Linked DNA regions of Homo sapiens: region 1 is linked to region 2. Evidence: read pairs that join two places in POLR2A ChIA-PET (ENCODE). Cell type or tissue: Panc1. All regions are shown on one strand. Links, peaks and the distances in the headings refer to the core of each region. The heading gives the core; the rest is flanking DNA. Region 1 overlaps PIAS1 (protein inhibitor of activated STAT 1). Region 2 has its middle 53 kb from the start of RNU6-1.

Region 1 (10,848 bases), core at 1-8,000, 170 kb before region 2:
ACATAAAAAAATAAATCTAATTGAAGAGTAAATAATTTGAAAAGGGATGTAAGATATGATACCAATTTAGAGGCTGTTTTATGAATACAAAATTGACACTACAAGAGTCTGAAATAGTGACGGTAACAACTGAGAAGGAAAGGAAGGCATAACATTAAGAAGATTTGAAAAGACTTGGATGTGGAGGAAGTCTGTAGTTCAGATGGTTCAGAAATAGGGAAGACTTCTTTGAGTACACTAACTCAGTCAGGTTTCCTAGTTAATGTTCTTACAGAATTCTGTCCCTTTCCTTTATAGCATTCAACATAGTTTCAGACTCCATACATAGTTTCAATGTGGAAAATTCTCATAACAATCTGGCCCCAACTTCCCATAACTCTTTTTTTTTTTTTTTTTTTTTTTTTTTTTGAGATGGAGTCTCGCTCTGTCACCCAGGCTGGAGTGCAGTGGCCTGATTTCAGCTCACTGCAAGCTCCGCCTCCTGGGTTCACGCCATTCTCCTGCCTCAGACTCCCGAGTAGCTGGGACTACAGGTGCCCGCCACCACGCCCAGCTAATTTTTTTTGTATTTTTAGTAGAGACGGGGTTTCACCATGTTAGCCAGGATGGTCTCGATCTCCTGACCTCATGATCCGCCCATCTCAGCCTCCCAAAGCGCTGGGATTACAGGCATGAACCACTGCGCCCGGCCAACTTCCCATTAACTCTTATTACTCTCTTACACAGATATCCACATGTGGATCTAGTAGCTGTTCCGCAAACATACCTCAATGTTTTCTCTCCTCATTACCTTTGCTCATGCTGTTACCCTTGCTTCAAAGAATATCCCAGTAATCACCTTTTTTAATTTTCTTTTTTTAAAGACAGGGTCTCACTCTGTCACCCAGGTTGGAATGCAGTAGCATGATCATGGCTCACTGCAGCCTTGACCTCCCAGGCTCAAGCAGCCCTCCCACCTCAGCCTCCCAAGTAGCTGGGACTACAGATTGACGTCACTCCCCATGGCTAATTTCTGTTTTTTGTAGAGTTGGCCAGGCTGGTCTCAAACTCCAGGGCTCAAGTGTTCCGCCCCACGTCAGCCTCCCAAAGTGCTGGGATTACAGGTGTGAGCCACTGTGCCTGGCCACCAACTTCCAAAACTCTTCTAAGGCCCAGTCTGAAATAAGCTTAGCCAGAAGTGACCTCTTCCTCTTATGAATACATTGTTAACTACTTAGATTTACATGGTTATTTGTTTTGTTGGTACTGCTTTCTATTATCGTTTATTATTTTTCTCCTCAAAAGAATGAAGCTGGCCAGGCGCAGTGGCTCACGCCTGTAATCCCAGCACTTTGGGAGGCCGAGGCAGGTGGATCACAAGGTCAGGAGTTCAAGACCAGCCTGGCCAACATGGTGAAACCCCGTCTCTACTAAAAATACAAAAAATTAGCCAGGCATGGTGGCATGCACCTGTAATCCCAGCTACTCAGGAGGCTGAAGCAGAGAATTGCTTAAACCTGGGCGACAGAGTGAGACTCTGTCAAAAAAAAAAAAAAAAAGAATGAAGCAAACTCCCTGGGGTTAGCCACTCCATGGAGGGAAGGGAGGTAGGGGCGGGGGGGCGGGGGTGAAAAGAAGGTCATTAATTCCAAGAACAAACAACAGCAGAAGAGAAAGCACCAGCAACTCAATGAAAATAAGCCTCAATGTCCACTCCCTCTCCCAAAGGATTCTGCCACTGGGTTCTACAAACCCCTACAATTGTCCTCCCACCTAATTCCCATTCTACTTATGAGCAGTAATATCTCTAGAAAAGTGCTGTTCAAAGGAAATACAATGTAAGCTGCAAATATTGAGACACACACGTAATTTTAAATGTGCTACTAGCCACATTTTAAAAAGTAAAAAGGCCAGGCACAGTGGCTCATGCCTGTAATCCCAACGCTTTCAGAGGCTGAGGTAGGACAATCACTTGAGCCCAGGAGTTCAAGACCAGCCTGGCCAACATAGTGAGGCCACATCTCTATTTCAAAAAATTACAAGTAGGTGAAATTAATTTTAATGATATATATTTACTTAATCCAATAAACAAAATATTATTTCAACATGCAATCAATATCAATCATTAATGAGATATTTTCCATTCTTTTTTTCATACTATGTCTTCGAAATCCAGTATGTTTTACACTTACAGCAAATCTTAATTAGGACTAACCATATTTCAAGTTCTCAATACCCACACAGAACTAGTGGCCATAGTACTGGACAGTCCATCTTCTAGGTCATCCTGTCATTCACTGAAGTAAAGTTTTAGTACCTGCCTTGGCCATTCAGGCTCCAACTTAACTCCTCATCATTACTTTCCACCCTCAGCTACCCACTTCCGAGGCCACATCTTAGACATTTCCAGCAGAACCTGCACCACCCTCAAAATCACTAACTCGAACATTTCATTTTCCAACTACAACCTCCTTTTCTTACTTGCTTCATTTCAAGAATTCAATTCACAAAGATCTCTAATTCATTGATGTTGTCATGCCCTATCCATTAGCCCCTAAACATTTCTTTGCAAAATTCCATTGTCCCTCCATGCCTGGCACATTCAACTAGTTCCCACTTTGTAGGAGAAAAGAATGCATGCACTCATGCAGATGGATGTTATTTTACATCCACAGTCGTCAATCTCAATGGGCACAGGCATCTCACTAAACTTTCCAGTGAGCCAGCAATCAAACTTCCTACAATAACTCTTTCATATCTTTTCCTTGCTCCTCCCACATCTCCTTCCTCCAAAAACTACCTTTAGGAAGCATATATACAACAAATGACTATTAAACTTTAACAATGCATTTAACATTGTTAATTCATATTCCAGAAAACATTTCCCAAAATAAAGTTCTTCCTAATTATTAAAACATCTGCTCTCTATAAAAATTCAAATATGGAAAGGTACAAGAGAACCAAACTATTTTTCATATAGTTACAGGAGTACTAGAATGTAATTTCTTTTTTTTTTTTTTTTTTTGAGACGGAGTCTTGCTCTGTCACCCAGGCTGGAGTGCAGTGGCACAATGTCGGCTCACTGCAAGCTCCGCCTCCCAGGTTCACACCATTCTCCTGCCTCAGCCTCCCAAGTAGCTGGGACTACAGGCTCCCGCGCCACCACGCCCGGCTAATTTTTTGTATTTTTAGTAGAGACGCGGTTTCACCGTGTTAGCCGGGATGGTCTCGATCTCCTGACCTTGTCATCCGCCCGCCTCAGCCTCCCAAAGTGCTGGGATTACAGGCATGAGCCACCGTGCCCAGCCTAGAATGTAATTTCACAAAAGCAAAAACTCTATTTCATTCCCAAATGATGTGTGAGCATTTAACACAGCTGATTTGGCATATAAATCAGCACTCATTTTTATTGATAGAATGACTGGATAAGAACCTTGCTTTAAGTAAATGTGATACCAAAGGTCAAACGGGCAAAAGGAAGGAGGAGGGGAGCGTAAGGGAGAATGCTTGTTTGCAAGATTTAGCAGAGAATACCTATAGCCACAAAGAATACTTATTATAAGCCCAGTAAAGGAATAACTATTTTTATGTTTTACTAAGAGTTTTTTAAATGTATCCAAAAAAATAATGGACAAGGCCGGGTGCGGTGGCTCACGCCTGTAATCCCAGCACTTTGGGAGGCTGAGGTGGGCGGATCACGACGTCTGGAGTTCGAGACCAGCCTGGCCAACATGGTGAAACCCCGTCTCTACTAAAAATACAAAAATTAGCTGGGCACGGTGGTGCGCACCTGTAATCCCAGCTACTGGGGCAGCTGAGCCAGGAGAATGGCTTGAACCCAGGAGGTGGAGGTTGCAGTGAGCCAATATTGTGCCACTGCACTCCAGCCTGGGTGACAGAGCAAGACTCCACCTCAAAAAAAAAAAAAAAAAAAAGGACAAAAACATTTAAGGTGTAACACAGACTTTAATGGTCTTGCCAAAAAGCTGGACTTTTCTCATAACTCTGACGATTCAACTTCTTCGTGGATGAGAGCATTGACACATAAGCCTGAGCACTTTTCAAGACTTAACCCAGGGCAGGGGCGGTGGCTCATGCCTGTAATCCCAGCACTTTGGGAGGCTGAGGTGGGTGGAACACCTGAGGTCATGAGTTCGAGACCAGCCTGGCCAACAGGGCAAAATCCCTTCTCTACTAAAAATACAAAAATTGGCCAAGCATGGTGGCAGACACCCGTAATCCCAGCTACTCGGGAGGCTGAGGGTGGAGAATCACTTGAACCCAGGAGGCAGAGGTTGCAGTGAGCCGAGATAGCGCCATTGTACTCCAACCTGGGTGACAGGAGTGCAAACTCAGTCTCAAAAAAAAAGACTTAACCCCGGGTAAATCACTGTGGTAATTAACTTAAGTCCCTTCTTCCACAAACATCACCAGATGTACTTACTGAAATCTATGAGCACATATATTGGCCATGCTCTGTCCTTCAGGCTGGAGTACAGTGGCGCCATCACAGCTCACTACAGCCTCAACCTCCTGGCTCAAGCGATCCTCCCACCTCAGCCTCCCAAGTAGCTGGGCCACAGGCACATGCCTCAGCCAGCTACTTTTTGTATTTTTTTGTAGACACAGGTTTTTGTCATATCGCCCAGGCTGGTCTCAAACTCCTGCACTCAAGCAATCTGCACACTTCAGCCTCCCAAAGTGCTGGGACTACAGATGTGAACCACCACGTTCACCCTATACATATTTTCAGGTCTCCAAAACTTTCCTCTCCACCTTCTCCTACGGAATCCTCCTCTTTGAAGAATGCTACAGTAAATTTGGAAATTTACAAGACTATGATATAAAATATTAGATGCAATGGTTTTAAGACAACATTACAAATAATAATATACAAAACTACTGTTTCACTCCTAGTTTTCACCTTTAAAATACACTATTGATACAAGTTACCTAGAAGAAATGGGGAAGAGAGGATGAGGGTGCACAAAGGAAGGCCTCAAGGTTTTAGAATGCTCTATTTATTAGGCTTGATGTTTGTTTTACTACCTTTCTATAAGTTACACATTTTTCTATAAGGTTATACATACTACGCTGTATATAATTTAATTTTTTTTAAAAAAGCAACCTAGCTTTCTCTTAGAAAATAACACGATTTCTACTACCACTCAATATAAATCTTAATTCAACATAGGCATCTATTTAAGAATCATTATTATATATTAATATAGTTTGTATTATAAGCTTCACAGAAAGTTTACAATGACCTCCAGTTAAATATGAATTCACCATATACAAATGTCTGCCATATTCCCCCCATAAAGAGAAACAAAATGACAGTGAGGGAAGAAAAAAAGAAAAATCTTTAATCCACAAGGACAAAAAGAAAAAAAAATAACCAACTAGAAATTTCAACAAACTTTTTGATGATGAAAAGCAGGCAATGCAGTGGTAACTAAATCAGAAGAGGAAGCTACAACCTACAAATGCCTAGAGAGGGGAATACTAAAGAAAGGCAAGCATATCTAAAAACACAGGGGGCAAGGTACAAGGGGGCTGTTAGAAAATCTGAACATACAGGATGGTTACACCCTCAGGTCTCCTCTAACTAAATATCCATGAGACAACTTCCCTACCATGCCCACTAGCCTCTCGTAACACAAGAGGCCAGAGGATTACTGGAACAACTGAACCAGAGAGGCTCCAGACTCAGACCAGCATGGAACTAAGATCAAGGGTGAGGCACAAATCTAAAAGTGGAGATTAAGCAAAGTCTGCATACTCATAAGTGGGACACCTTTATCCTGCCTTGTTCCCCAAACATTATCAGCCAGGTAAGTAGCCTCAACAAGAGATTATAGAATTCCTCTCGGGAAAAAATGGACAGACCAGACCTACTCACACTTAGAAGACCATTAATCTCATTCCTGGGACTATCTAAATTCAGAGGTGAAGACTAATGGCAATTCTAAAATTCATGTTCTTTTCCCTGATTATGATTCAATTAGACACAAAATACTATACTTTTTTTTTAAAGGTCTTTAACCTTTAAGATGCTACCTGATTTTGAAATCACATATTAGAATAACTTCTGGGACAAAAATATTCCTTTTCCAGTCTTACTTTGACACCCTGGGGAAAGATGTTTAAGGAACAGAGGCTGAAGTTTTTCACACACCACTCTAAAGAAATGCAGAAAGAAACTGAAAAGCATTCAGAGTCTTACAATTTCTAGGTCCTGTTTCAAGTTTATCCCACAAAAGGGAAAGGAAAAAAACAAAATAGGTAGAATGCAAATCAATCATATATATTTGGTAAGAGCTAAGCTCTGCTGGAGAGGAAGTTCTTGGCTAATATTAAGTTAGGGAATTTTTCATTTATTCATATGATTCTTATATTTTACTACAGAAAAAGCAATCAGGCCAGGCATGGTGGCTCACACCTGTAATCCCAGCACTTTGGGAGGCTGAGGCAGGTGGATGATCTGAGGTCAGCAGTTCAAGACCAGCCTGGCCAACATGGTGAAAGCCCATCTCTACTAAAAACACAAATATTAGCTGGGCACAGTGGTGCGCATCCTACTCGGGAGGCTGAAGCAGAAGAATTGCTTGAATCCAGGAGGCGGAGGTTGTGGTGAGCCGAGATCATGTCACTGCACTCCAACCTGGGCAACAGAGCGAGACTCTGTCTCAAAAAAAAGAAAAAAGAAAAAACATAACCTTGAAAAAATTAAGTTATATATTTCCCACACCATTACTGATTACAAGTACTTCAAGCCAGGTGCAGTGGCTCAACACCTTGAATTCCAACACTTTTAGGAGGCTGAGGCATGAGGATCACATGAGTCTGAGAGCAGCCTGGGCAACACAGCAAGACCCTATCTCCAAAAAAAAAAAAAAAAAAAAAAAAAAAAGCTTTTAGTCAGCTGAGCATGGTGGCAAGCACCTGAAGTCCTAGCTACTCAGGAGGCTGAGGTGGAAGGATCATTTGAGCCCAGGAGTTCGAAGCTGCAGTGAGCCATGATCATACCACTGCACTCCAGCCTGGGCAAGAGAGGGAGACCCTGTCTCCAAAAAAAAAAAAAAAAAAAAAGTACTTCAAGCACATTCGTTCAGTGCAATGCAAGCTACTACCGTTTAGCATTACTTACAGAGATGCAGGATTTAATTAAATAACTCTGCTTAGCAAACTGCCTTGTAAGAGATCACTAGAAATAAATTTTTTCTTTTTTTTTTTTTTTCTCGAGACAGGGTCTCACTCTGTCACCCAGTTGGAGTGCAGTGGATCTCAGTTCACTGCTACCTCTGTCTCCCAGGATCAAAAAATCCTACCACTTCAGCCTCCCAAGCAGCTGGAACCACAGGTGCGCATCAACATGCCCAGCTAATTTTTTGTATTTTTGGTAGAGATGTGGTTTTGCCATGTTGTCCAGGCTGGTCTGGAACCCCTGAGCTTAAGCACTCTGCCTGCCTAGGTCTCCCCCAAAGCACTGGAATTACAGGTGTGAGCCACTGCCCCCAGCCTTATTTTTCCTTTTAAGTTATAAAAAATACCATGAGTGGGAAGGTGAAAGGGATCGTCCCATTTTAAATTAGGCACTGCTGTACTGTAAATTTTAAATTTTAAAAAAGATCAAGTTTTCAAAGTTTTTGCTCTTGGGACTCTTGAAAGTGGAGGACCATCCCCCCCGCAAAAAAACTTTATGTCGATTAAATCTATCAATATTTACTGTATTTGCAGTTAAAGCAGAAAACTTTAAAAGATTTGTCATTTAAAAAAAAATAATAGCTGGGCATGGTGTCTCACGCCGTAATCCTAACACTTTGGGAGGCCGAGGCAGGCGATCACTGGAGCCCCCGACTTCGAGACCAGCCTGGGCGACATGGCAAAGCCCATCTCAAAAAACAAATTAATTAATTAATCCATTACTTGTTAACATAAATCTCATATTTAAAAAATATTTTTAATAAAAATTAGAAGACTATCATGGTTTTACATTTTTGCAAATCTCTTTAACATCTAGCTTAATAAAGACATCTTGATTCTCACATCTACTTTTCCATTCAATCTGTGTATTAGATTGTTTTGGATGAAGAATATAAAGGAAATCTAGCCTTATGAAGCTCTATAGAGTTGGGAAAAAATAGAGTATTTTTATTAAAATGCTCTAGCCTTTTCAGATAACTTTCGATATTCTTTGATCCTTCACCAAAACACAACAAATGGCAGGTTCTTAAAGGCTGCTGCAACGCAGGAATCTGAAACCGTATCAATGAATATTTCCCACTCTGATAAACTGAAATTCATTGGTCTATCTTCCATTTCCAATGGATCTTTTTATCCAGGCATGATTTTGTAATATCATGCATTGGTTATTTGGAAAATATTAGTTCACTGAGTTATGCAGTTCTTCCAAATGTTGACATATTTCACTATGCAACTTCAACATAACACATTCATTAATATCACACTGATCTTATCAAAAAAGTCAAGTATTGGGAAACTGTCAAGCTCACAGTGGCAAATACATGTCTTCCAAAGTTCTATTTTCATTTGAAAGCTTAAATTTTATCATTAGTAACAAATATTGTCAGTTGTTTTCCCTGTAGTGACAGGCACACTTTGTTTATTTTCATGAAAATGTATGCCAAATACCCTAGTCTGTATAACCATACTTTGCCAGCCATTTTTTCAAGTAAAAATGGTATTCCATTTAAAAAGCTCACAACTCAACTGCACAAGTTCTTTTCCTTGAGTTAACCATCAGATTTGATATTCAATAAAAGTGTTTTACAGGTACTTTTCATTTCATCATACAAAATATATTTTTAAATGTACTCAAGGATTGAGATACAATAAAATTAGTAAGTTTTATTGCTTCATCAAGGACATAAAGTTTAACTGGCATTTTTTTTTTTAATTCCAAGTGCACAGTGATGAAGAACACAACTACTAGTACAATTTAGTACCAATGCCTTAATTTGTGCCAAGGTGCTGGCAGTTTTACCCACCACTGATTTTGCAAATGTCAGCACGTAAATAATGCCTATTATTAGGAAAATCATTTTGACCTGGAGAACCCTCAGAAAAACTTCGGGGAACCACCAGAGGCCTGAGAAATAGACTTTGAAAACCTCTGTAAGAACTGATGCATTACTTGTATAATTTTTAAAAAGATAATTTTTAGTAAACATTCCGCTATAACAGAAATATTTAAATAAATATACACACATATGTGATAATATATTAAAATCACCAATAACCTGGTACCTCATACACAGCAGATACCCAAAAATATAATAAATAACAGAATGTGATAAATAATTCTTTAATAAATAACAATTACTGAGAATCTACTATAAGCCAGTTTCTGAGCCAGTTCTGTGCCTCTTCAGTCCCCTTCTTGGGTAACTTACAGAAGCCCATAGACCAGAATGATGATTTTAACATATGAGAAAAAATATTTACTCTGAAATCTTTCCAATCTTTAAGATTAGACTTGCATGACTGCAAGAAAAAGTCTTAAAATTCACCATAAAGCACAAGATAGCATGTTAAGTTCTATTTTAAGCACTATGCCATGAGCTTTTTTAAAAACAGGCTTGCTCACATTCAGAAACCCAAATACAAAATGAATTGCTTTGGCTGAGCACTGCCAGAACTGCATAAAGACCCTGCATTCCATTTCTCCTCAAGCTATACAACCCTTACCTGTGATGTTTTCATTCCTATTGTTAAGTGAAACTCCAGCATTAATACTACAGAGGTTACATTAAATGTGGCAATTATTTTTTTAAAAAAACCAGTAGTGTATAGCAAAACCATCAAAACAAGTTGTTAAGAACTTTTAACCATATACACTGATAAATTCAAGAGGTAAATCTCTATAAACATACATAGGAAATATTACACACTGTTAAAAAGAATGAGACCATCTCATTGTCTGGACATGTCATGGAAAGATCTTCACTATCTATTGTAAAAAAAAGCAAACTGTAGGATGCTACATATGGTATGGTCTCACAGTTTTAGAAAAGATATTTATGTACATGTACATTCACTTAAGTTCCTTCTATGTGCCTAGTTTTGTTCTCATCTAGACATACACACACACAATAAATTAAAAATATTATACAGACATACACATTTAAATGCCCATGCAGAGAAAAAAATGAATACAAGACCAGACACAAAAAGTGACATATTTTTATTCCATTTATATTAAATGCCCAAAATAGGCAAGTCTACAGAGACTCAAAATAGATTATCAGTCGCCTAGGGCTAAGAGTGAGGTAAGGTTTGGGAAGGGGATGATGCTAAAAGGATGTAGGGTTGCTTTTCGAGGTGAAAAAATATTCTAGAACTGATTGTGGTTAATGGTTACACAACTTTGTGAATATACCAAAAACTACCTGACTGTGCACTTTAACGAGGTGAACTGTAATGGGATATGTTAATTTTATCTCAATAAAGCTGTCACCTCCCCCTGCCCACCCAAATAAGAATACACAGATATACACCAAAATGATTCCCTCTAAGAATGAAGATGATGAGGTCTTTCCATTTTTACCCTATTTACTGTTAGATCATTACAATGAGAAGTGTAGTCACTTATTATCTCTATAACTTAAAATAATGTAAAAGGTAAATCTAAAACAGCCCTTGATAAATTATTCTGGATTTAATGTTATTCAAGTTCATCTAAGCAGCAGCAAGAAAAAAGAGCGAAGATATGACCCTAAAAATATTTTCAATTTAGATTGTCTTATAGACAAGAGTATCAGGCCCCAGTCTCTGACAGAAACAAATCTTAAACATAATTTGTTCATCTGACACATGTATATTAAAAACACCTATTGTGTCCACAGG
Region 2 (10,822 bases), core at 1-8,000:
ACCTCCAGTGTGACTGTATTTGGGGATAGGACCCTGAATAAGGTAATTAAGTTTAAATGAAGTCATAAGGATGGGGCCCTAATCCAATAGGACGGGTGTCCTTACAGGAGGAGGAGACCAGAAATCTCTTTCTGCACACACACAAAGGAAAGGTCACTTGAGGACACAGCAAGAAGGCAGCTGTCTGCAAGCCAGGAAGAGAAGCCTAACCAGAAACCACCCTGATAGACCTTGATTTTGGACTTCTTGCCTACAGAACAACTAATTTTTATTGTTTAAGCCACCCAAGTCTAATACTTTGCTATGGCAGATTTACAGACTAATACAAACATGGATTAATTTTACAAATAATTTTGAGCAAAATGAGACAGACACAAACATGTTTCTAATTATTTTATTTTGTTGTTTTTTGAGACAGAGTCTTGCTCTGTTGCCCAGAATGGAGTGCAGTGGCATGATCTCGGCTCACTGCAACCTCTGCCTCCCAGGTTCAAGCAATTCTCCTGCCTCAGTCTCCTGAGTAGCTGGGACTAGAGGCATGCACCACCACACCTGCCTAATTTTTGCATTTTTAGTAGAGACGGGGTTTCACCACATTAGCCAGGCTGGTCTCAAACTTCTGGCCTTAAGTAATCTGCCCACCTCAGCCTCCCAAAGTGCTAGGATTACAGGAGTGAGCCAGCGCACCTGGCCTATGATTATTTTATTACATTATTTACTTTTTTTAAAAAAAATAGAGATGGGGTTTCACCATGTTGCCCAGTCTGGTCTTGAATTCCTGGACTCATGTGATCCTTCTTCAGCCTGTAACCCTCATGAAACAAGAGACCTTGCAATGTACCTTAAAACCATTAACAATAAAGTCTCGGATTTATCCCTACAAACCATTAAAAATTCCGGGTTCTCATGAAAGCAGAATTCTGCATAAAACAGGAATCCTTTGCCCCACTCTAAGAGAAATATAAAGAATTCATGAAACAGCAGTCTCTTTCCCCACTCTTAAAGAGGAATATAAATAAGTGGAAAAGTAATTCTGCACTACTACTTCCCGACAAATCATCAACAAGACCAGTATAGGAATCAGAAAATGAGGGGTCTAACCTCCTTTTTTTTTTTTTTTTTTTTTTGAGACAGAGTCTCTTTCTGTCGCCCAGCTTGGAGTGCAGTGGCACCATCTCAGCTCACTGCAGCCTTTGCCCCCAGGTTCAAGCTATTCTGCCTCAGCTTCCCAAGCAGCTGGGACTACAGACATGTGCCACCACACCTGGTTAAGTTTTGAATTTTTAGTAGAGATGAGGTTTCACCATGTTAGCTAGGCTGGTCTCGAACTCCTGACCTCAAGTGATCCACCCGCCTCGACCTATCAAAGTACTGGGATTATAGGCATGAACCACCGTGCCTGGCCTGAGGGGTCTAACCTCCTCAAAGACATTTTGCCGTACAAACAAAAACCTGTCTGTTGCACGAATTTGTCTTGATCTCAGCAGGACCTAAGTGTCCTGTTCTATGACCAAGTTATCCTGTCACAGAAGACTTCAAGCGACGGGCACCCTACTGGCTTTTATCTGTTCAACTCATGCCCACAAATGACAGCTTTGACAAAGAAAAGGAAAAACAAATCCCAAAATTTGGGCTTACCTTCTGGCTGGCCCACCAAAGTATGTTACTGGATAGAAGGTCTTGACTGTGAGTTGTCCAGGTTCTTGGTGTGTTGTGCAAAGAGTAAACAAAACACACAAAGCAACAAAAGAAGCAACAAATGCACAAACAAAACAACAAAAGAACAGAGTAATAAAGGCACAGATTTATCGAAGAAGCGAAAGTACAACTCACAGAGCGGGAGAAAGCTCAAACAAGCAGCTCAAGCGCTTCTTCACCGCAATGCTCCCCGGGGTTTTTATGAAGCCAAAGGACTTTGGCAACACCCCTAGGTGCTTTTAGAGGCCTCCAATTGGTTACAACCTATAAAGGATTGCCCTGTGACTATTCAGAGGCTAAAGTGGAGGCTTGGACCAGTCAATCAGAGGCCGAAGTGGAAACTTCTGTCTTATCACAGGAGTAAAGAGGTGGCCTGTATGCTGCCCAATCTTGCCTAGAACTGGCTGCACCTGCTGTTTTCTTGCTTCTGTGAACTGGCTGCACCTGCTACTCCTTTGCTTATGCTCCAACCTAACTGCTTTGCTTATTACCCAATCCTTGGCTACCTTAATTCCCTATTCTCCTGCCTCAGTTATACACATGTGCTCAGTTTATGTGGTCTTTTATGTCTGCTCAGCTTATGAAGCTAACTTGATGAAGTTCATCAAGGTATGCACTTAAGATTTAGGCCTTTTTCTGTACATACATTATAGTTCTATTAACAGTTTTAAAAGCCATTTCAAAGGAAGAGAAGAAGGAATGGGGGGGAAGAACATAAAACAGAGGAACAAGTTGCAAGCAAATAATTAATGTTAGAATTAAATAAAAATAATAACTAACAAAAAGTGATGAAAAATCAATGACCATTTACATTATATTAAATGTAAATGGACTAAATGCTCCAATTAAATGACAAAGATTGTCAGGCTATATAAAAAACAACAAAGCCCTACTGTATGTTTACAAGAAACAACTGTAAGATATAAGAATACAGAAAGTTTGAAAGTTAAAACTGACAAAATTGTCTTCAAAGCAAAAAAGCATTACTAAATAAAGAGGAACATTCCATAATGAAAAAAAATTTGATTCTAGAAAGATAAAGTACATCTAACTTTATTTATACTCAATATTTAGCCTCAAAGTACATAAAGCAAAAATAGAAACAAAAAGGAGAAAAGACATATTCACACAGGCTTACTTTAAAACACTTCTCTCCTTAAGTGATAGAACAAGCTGTCAAAAGTTAGAAGGATATAGAAAATTTGCATATGATTAGCAAACTTGACCTTATTGACAACTGTAGAACACTGCACCCAATAAACAAGATGGAATCATGTAATTGAATACAAAGAACATTTATTAAAATTTACTACATGCTACGCAATAAAATAAGTCTTAACAACCTCTAAAACATTGAAATCATAAGGAGTAAATTTGACTACACTTCAATTAAGCTAGAAACTAATAACAAAAAGGAAATTGGAATACTCTCATGTATCTGGAAACTAAGAATGCTTCTTCTTCTTTTTTTTTTTTTTTGAGACAGAGTCTCGCTCTGTGGCCCAGGCTGGAGTGCAGTGGTGCAATCCCGGCTCACTGCAACCTCCGCCTTCCAGGTTCAAACAGTCCTCATTCCTCAGCCTCCTGAGTAGCTAGGATTACAGGCTGCACCACCACATCCAGCTAATTTTTGTATTTTTGGTGGAGACAGGGTTTCGCCATGTTGACCAGATTGGTCTCAAACTCCTGGCTTCAAGTGATTCTTGGCCTCCCAAAGTGCTGGGATTATAGGCATGAGCCACTACGCATGGCCTAAGAATGCTTCTTAATTGAACCAGGATGGTTAAAGAACAAGTTATGGTGGAAATCAGAAAATATTTTGAGATGAATGATAATGAAAGTATGACATATCAGAACTTCCTGTGCTTAGAGAGAAATGTATAGACTTATAAACACATATATCCCAAAACAAGAAAGGCTGAAAATCAATTACCTAAGCATATACCTCAGGAAGTAAGAAAAATGTCAGCCAATAAATTTTTTGTTTTGTCTCGCTCTGTCCCCCAGGCTGGAGCACAGTAGGGCAATCTTGGCTCACTGCAACCTTTGCTTCCTGGGCTCAAGCAATTCTCCCATCTCACCCTCCCAAGTGGCTGCAAGTAGCTGAGACTACAGGCTATCCTCGGCTTCCAAATATCAATCTTACCAGTGAAATGTTGAAAGTGTTCCCTTTGCGACCATGAATAAAGCTACTTAAGACATTGTACCAGAGGTCATAGCTAGTATAATAAGGCAAAAAAAAAAAAAAAAAAAAAAAAAAAAAATATATATATATATATATATATATATATATATATATATATATATATATATGTGAGAGATATGAGGCCTGGATAGAAAGAAACAAAACTGTCATTATTAGAATTAATAAGTGAATTTAGCAAGGACGCTAGGTATAAAATCAATTTACAAACATCACTTACATTTCTACACAAAAAGATGTAGGATGTTTATGGACTGGATATTCATGGATTGGCTACTGAATAACATAAAGAGGTCAGTTCTCCCCCAATCAATTTACAGGGCCAATGCAACCCCAGTGCCAATCCTAATAGGCTGTTATTGTGGAGATTTTCTTTTTTTCTTTTTTCTTTTTTGAGACAGGGTCTTGCCCTGTCACCCAGGCTGGAGTGCAGTGGCCCAATCACAGCTCATTGCAACCTCGACCTTCAGGCTCATGTAATCCTCCCACCTCAGCCTCCTGAGTAGCTGGGACCACAGGCATGTGCCACCACACCTGGCTAATTGTTATATTTTTTGTAGAGATGGGGTGTCACTATGTTGCCCAGGCTGGTCTCAATCTCCTGGGTTCAAGCAATCTTCCCGCCTCACCCTCCCAACGTGCTGGGATTACAGGCATGAGCCTCCACGCCAAGCCAAGATTTTCAAACTGATTCTAAAATGTATCTGAAAATTCAGAGAGCCTAAAATAATCAAGACATTATTAAAGAAGACGAACAAAATGGGAGGAGTTACAAACAATTAACAAGACTCATGAAGCCATGGTAATTAAAACAGTGTAGTATTGGAACAAGAACAAACAAATAGACCACAGAACAGATTGAAAGCCCAGAATCAGACACATGAACTTGTTGTCATATGATATACCACAAAGGTGGCACTGTACTGCAGTAGGGAAAGGAAAGTCTTTTCAGTACATGGTACTAGGTCAACTAGATATTTATATAGGAAAAATGAAAATTACCTTTATTTCACACTACACAGAATAATAAATTCCAGATGTATTACAGTCTAAATATGAAAGGCAAACCAATAAAACTTTTAGAATATAATATACCAGAATGTTTTTCAGACTTTGGAGTAAAGAAAGATTTCTTGGTCAAGATATACAAAAGCCCTAATTATAAAGGAAAAGATTGGTAAATTGGAGCTTCTGTTTTTCAAGACAGCATTAAGATAGTGAAAATGCAAGTCATGAAATGGGAGAAGGTATTTACAACACATAGAACTGACAAAGGGCTTGTAGCCAGAATATATAAATCATTTATAAAGCAATAAGAAAAAGATAAAAGGATCCAACAGGCCAGGCGCATTGGCTCAGGCCTGTAATCTCAGCACTTTAGGAGGCCAAGGCAGGCAGATTACTTGAGGTCAGGAGTTGGAGACAAGCCTGGCCAACATGGTGAAACCCTCTCTCTACTAAAAATACAAAAATTAGCTGGGTGTGGTGGTGCAGCCTGTAATCCCAGCTACTCAGGAGGCTGAGACATGAGAATTGCTTGAACCTGGGAGATGGAGGTTGCAGTGAGCCGAGATCACGCCACTGCACTCCAGCCTGGGCAACAGAGCAAGACTCTGTCTCAAAAAAAAAAAAAAAAAAAAAAAAAAAAAAAAAAGACAAAGAACTTCTTCTCAAATATGAACAATTTTTCTTTTTGCAAAACTCTTTTCATGGCCCCTACACTACCTATAACAGCATTTATAAGAGGTCTTTGGCTGGGCTTGGTGGCTCACACCTTTAATCCCGGTCGGTACTTTGGGAGGCCAAGGCAGGAGGATTGCTTGAGCTCAGAAGTTCAAGACGCACACTGGGAAATATAGTGGGACCACGTCTCTACAAAATACAACCAAAATTTTAGCAGGACATGCCTGCTAAAGGCTCCTGGCATGATGGCATATGCCTGGAGTCTCAGCTACTTGGGAGGCTGAGATGGGAGGATCGCTTGAGCCCAGGAGGTCGAGACTGCAGTGAGCCAAGATCATGCCACTGGACTCCAGCCTGGGCAACAGAGTAAGACCCTGTCAAAAGAAAAGAGGTCTTTAGTGTTCCTGGGAAGACCAGCTCTCTTTTGTCTCACCATTGGAAACTGCATAAAGCATGAACCCTGAGAAGAAACTAATTACCCATTTTCCTCTCTGAGACCCTCCAGACTCACCCGCATGCCTCACATCCCTATTTATCTCAATAGCCGCCCCATATCCAAGACTCTGAGGTAATCCATCATCACCCAGACTCTTATCACATCCCTTAATCTAACCAGTTTCCCACCCTTCCCTACTTCCTCCATTCTTCCACTGTGACCCTGAAATTCATGGTCCACCCTCAGGAAAATGTCCTCAATCCTCAACCTCTCCTCCAAACATTCATTTCCCCTTCCTGCTTTCACTAAAATCTGGTTGTGCCTGAGGACGTTGCTTTTTTGTGGCCCTTTAAAGCAGGGGCTGGTTTTTCTCCTACACCCCATATACTACAGACCTGGAGGAGGGGTAGGTACCCTCCTGGCTGTACACTGCCTTTTCTAGACTAATTATCCTTCCTTTTCTCTACAAAATTCTGTTCCCTTGAAGTTCGTGTCCTTAGGCTATACCACTCACTGTTCTCATTGAAGCCTCCTGGATAATCTCCCTTACTCCCTGAAGATTTTAGATGCTGGCTCTTAGCCTCTCTCACCATCAGCAGTACTCACCATTTTGTGATTTCAACCAACTCCGGTATCAAAAACCCATCCAACATCCTAGATTTTCAGGTTCTGTATTACTTATCTATTGTGTAACAAATCACAAATTAACAAAATAGGCTGGGAACAGTGGCTCACGCCTGTAATCCCAGCACTTTGGGAGGCCAAGACAGGTTGATCACTTGAGGTTAGGAGTACGAGACCAGCCTGGCCAACATGATGAAACCCTGTCTGTACTAAACAAACAAACATACAAAACAAAACAAAAAAAATTAGCTGGGTGTGGTGGTGCATGCCTGTAATCCCAGCTGAAGCAGGGAGGCTTAGGCAGGGGAATCGCTTGAACCCAGGAAGTGGAGGTTGCAGTAAGCTAAGGTCGCACCACTGCACTCCAGCCTGGATGACAGCAAGACTCTGTTTCAACAATGACAACAACAAACAAAAACCAAATTAACAAAACAACTCAATAAGCACTTATGATCTCATACAGTTTCTATGGGCAGGCTTTGGGGAGCCAGAGACAGATGACTCTGGCTGAGAGTCTCCGATGCTGCTGTAGCCTATCTCCTGGGGCTGCCACAATCATCCGAAGGCTTGACTGGGGCTGGAGGATTAGCTTCCAACGTGGCTCCCTCACATGCCTGACAAATTCGTGCTGGTTGGTTAACTAGGTAGGTCTCTCCACAGGGCTGCTTGAGTGTCCTCATGGCGTGGTGGCTGGCTTCCCTGAGACAATCCAAGAGAACAAAGACAGAAGCTGCAATGTCTTTTAGAACACAGCCTCAGAAGACATACAGTTATTATTACACATGCCAGCCCCAATGAGCACAGGAGGGACTAGTCAAGGGGAGTGAATACACCTCATGAGAACCACTAGGGCCAGGTAGGAGGCTGGCTGCCCAGACTCCTGATCTCTTCCTCTCCAGCTGTCTTGTACTCATTATGGCCTCAGTCTCCTGCTGCCATGGTCAGGCCCTGGACTGTCAGCAATGACTGCTTCACCACCTTAAAATCATCATTTTTAGCACCCCACCTCACTCTTTGGCCAACCCTTCCAATATTTCCAGCTCTCTCACTCTAGTATCCTGACTCAATAACTCTTCAACCCCAGCCAGAGTTCCTAATGTTTTCACTACCTATCCCTTCACTTATCTTCTCACTTTCTTAATTATCCCTTTAGATTCTAACACAATAACCACTCCTGGCCCCTCTCTTCCTCATTATATTGTCCTGAAAAATGGCCAGAGCAAATTCCCTTCACCTGAGCAGCTAGATGTGACTGGAAGAAAACAACTCTGTCCACTAATCTCTCTTTACATTTATGACCACAAACCTCAAGTGGGCCATCAGCACTCATTCATGTCTCTACTCTCAAACACAAATTATTTCATATCTTCTTGTTTTTTAGAAAACATCCCATCCCATCCCCAATCCACTCTCAGCTTCACACCTGACAACCTCACCCATTCCTTTGAAATAAAAGCAGCATCCAGGAGAGCCACCTCATCTTCCCACCACCAAAGGAAACAGCCTACCTGCATCTGTACCAGTGACCTTTCTCCATCCTGCAAAGTCATATGGTTTGACTCTGTGTCCCCACCCAAATCTCATGTCAAATTGTAATCAGGGGAGGAAGCTGGTGGGAGGTGATTGCATCATGAGGGTGGTTTCCCCCATGCTGTTCTCATGATAGTGATTGAGTTCTCAAGAGATCTGGATCTGATGGTTTAAAAGTGTGTGGCAGTTCCCTGCTCGTTTTCTCTCTCCTGCCACCATGTAAGACATACCTTGCTTCTCTTTTGCCTTCCACCATGACTGTAAGTTTCCTGAGGCCTCCCCTGCCATGCAGAACTGTGAGTCAATTAAACCTCTTTCCTTTATAAATTACTTAGTTTTAGATAGTTTTTTATAGCAATGTGAAAACAGACCAATACACAAAGAATGGACCACTTCATCGTCAGTGTGCTGGATCCCATTTTCTCTCCCAGAAAATGGGATCTGTGACTCAAGGCCATCAGCACATCTTGTTAGATGCTGGAGTTGGGGAGTAATACAAAGCAAGGGAGGGCAGCCACATGGAGTGTGCACACCAAGGTCAGTCAGCCAAAGAAGAGAAGACTAGAGGAGGCAGGGAGAAGTAGATGGTAAGCCCCAGAGAGAAAAAAGAGGCCCCTGTATTCCCGGCTTTCTGCACTGCTTCCAGTTCTTCATGAAGCTGACTGGTGTGCAGTTCCAGGAGACACCCCTAAGTCCTCGAAACAAAGTATCTGGTACATAAGTCAGCTTCAGTGGATCTCTGTGGTTTTCAACTGAAGGAGCCCATTTATTCCCTATGTTTGGGGATAGAAAGCTGTCTAGCAGGGTGTCTCCATCAAGTTAATAGTACTCTCTGGGCAAGTGGATTTTAGAGGATTTTAAATGGTTTCTTCATTATACTTTTCTGAATTGTTTGAGTCACTTAAAATGAGCATATATCCGTTTCCTTCCTCTCCCTACCCCACCCTAATCTAATCCATCAACATCTTCTCTCAGCCTCACCTCTGAAATATAATTCAAATCCATCTCTCTTCCTGTCCACTGCCATCATTCTAGCCAAATCTCCATTCTCTCTCTTGCCCAGGTGACTGCAGTAGTCAGGTAATTGGTCCCCCCATTCCTCCCTTGCAAACATTCACTCCATTCCCACAGCAGCCCACAGGATCTTTCTACAATATCAATCCAGCCATGCTACTTCCTTGCTTAAAACCCTTCAGTGGCTTCCCTACACACTGGGAATAAAACCCAATCCTCAGCTCCCTATCTTGCCAAGTGAGTCGTAGGCAAGTTTGAATACAACACTGTGTGAAGAGCATGTATAGAGCCTGGTCCATCACAGCTGCACGTGGAGTGGATGTTCTTGTCCTTACCTCCAGGCTATTCAGCCACTTTCAGGAAGTTCTTTTAGGTTAGAAAGTTCTTAGAAACTGGCCCGTATCTACTCTGCAACTTCATCTTTAGCCACTTGCTCCTTGCTCCCTGTGTCCCTTCCATATTAGCTTCCGATGGTATTTAAAACATATAATACCAAGACACCCTTCTGCCTCCAGGCTTTTGCTCATTCTGGCACCTAGAATATCCCCCACAGTTCCTCCCATGGCTGGCTCCTCGTCTCACAGTGCTCAGTGTTTCAGAGCTGCCTCCTCCAAGGCTGTCCTGACCAAGGTGCCAATCCCCACCACACCCCGAGTATTATCGTCAAGGAAGCCTGTGTTTCCTTTGTAGCTTGTGTCACAACCTGCCATTTGACATTTGCTTGTTGAGTCTGTTTTCTTTCTCTCCCACCAAATTATATGTTTCCCATTGGTTTTATGTGCTTCTTTACTCCCCCAGTGCTTAGGGATGTGTATTGTCTATAAAAGCTCCATAGGTGTTCACTAAGTGAAGTTTAACAAAGAGCCTTCCCTGGTATGCCCAGCTGGAAGCCATCACTGGGTCCTCTGAATTCTCATAGTTCTTCATCTCCCCTTTATTAGAACACATCTTGCTTTGTCTTTTGCACTGGGATTACTTGTACAGAGAGGCAGGGTGGTTAGAACCAGACCCCTGCATTCAAATTCCAACCCTGCTACTCCCAGGGTCCAGAACAGTGCCTGGCACAGAGAAAACAACATAAAGAGTTAGTACTACTGTGCTTTGCATTATCCCCCAGCAGGAGCCAAACTAAAGTGTTTTGAGGGTAACATTACACATATGACCAGGCACAGTGGCTCACGCTTGTAACCCTAGCACTTTAGGAGGCCAAGGCAAGAGGATTGCTTGAGCTCGGGAGTTCAAGACCAATCTGGGCAACATAGTGAGACCTTGTCTCTATAAATTAATATTTTTTTAATTAAAAAAACTATACATAGGATTTAGTATTTGATAACTTCCCCAAGCCTAGCTCAGGACACAAAGTAGATGCTCAATAGACAATAAATAAGAGCGCTAAGTGCAGTGGCTCATGCCTGTAATTCCAGCACTTTGGGAGGCCAAGGTGGGAGGATCCCTTGAGCCCAGGAGTTCAAGATCAGCCTAGGCAATACAGTGAGGACTTGTCTCTAATAAAAAATAAAAAGGCCGGGCATTGTGGCTCACACCTGTAATCCTAGCACTTTGGGAGGCCGAGGCCAGCAGATTGCCTGAGCTCAGCAGTTCGAGACCAGCTTGGGCAACGTGGCAAAACCCCA

What was found. ChIA-PET counts read pairs that join two places held together with the same protein. Peaks named below come from ENCODE experiments on the same cell type or tissue, not always from the same donor. Only the 100,000 strongest peaks of a DNase experiment are listed, where the experiment ranks them.
Region 1: POLR2A ChIA-PET joins it to region 2 with 5 read pairs; 8 of 35 experiments call an interaction of 5 or more read pairs at or near these places.

Annotation. Positions count from the first base shown.
Region 1 is chr15:68,061,960-68,072,807 of GRCh38, reverse strand. All of the region lies in intron 1 of PIAS1 (protein inhibitor of activated STAT 1), which reads right to left. Among named protein-coding and RNA genes, the nearest start is that of PIAS1, 13 kb to the right of the region's middle. RefSeq lists an enhancer at 2,657-3,157. In Panc1, for the core only: no CTCF peak of the experiment used is centred there; no DNase peak of the experiment used is centred there; H3K27ac peaks cover 557 bases.
Region 2 is chr15:67,887,173-67,897,994 of GRCh38, reverse strand. No RefSeq gene overlaps it. Among named protein-coding and RNA genes, the nearest start is that of RNU6-1, 53 kb to the right of the region's middle. In Panc1, for the core only: no CTCF peak of the experiment used is centred there; no DNase peak of the experiment used is centred there; H3K27ac peaks cover 4,752 bases.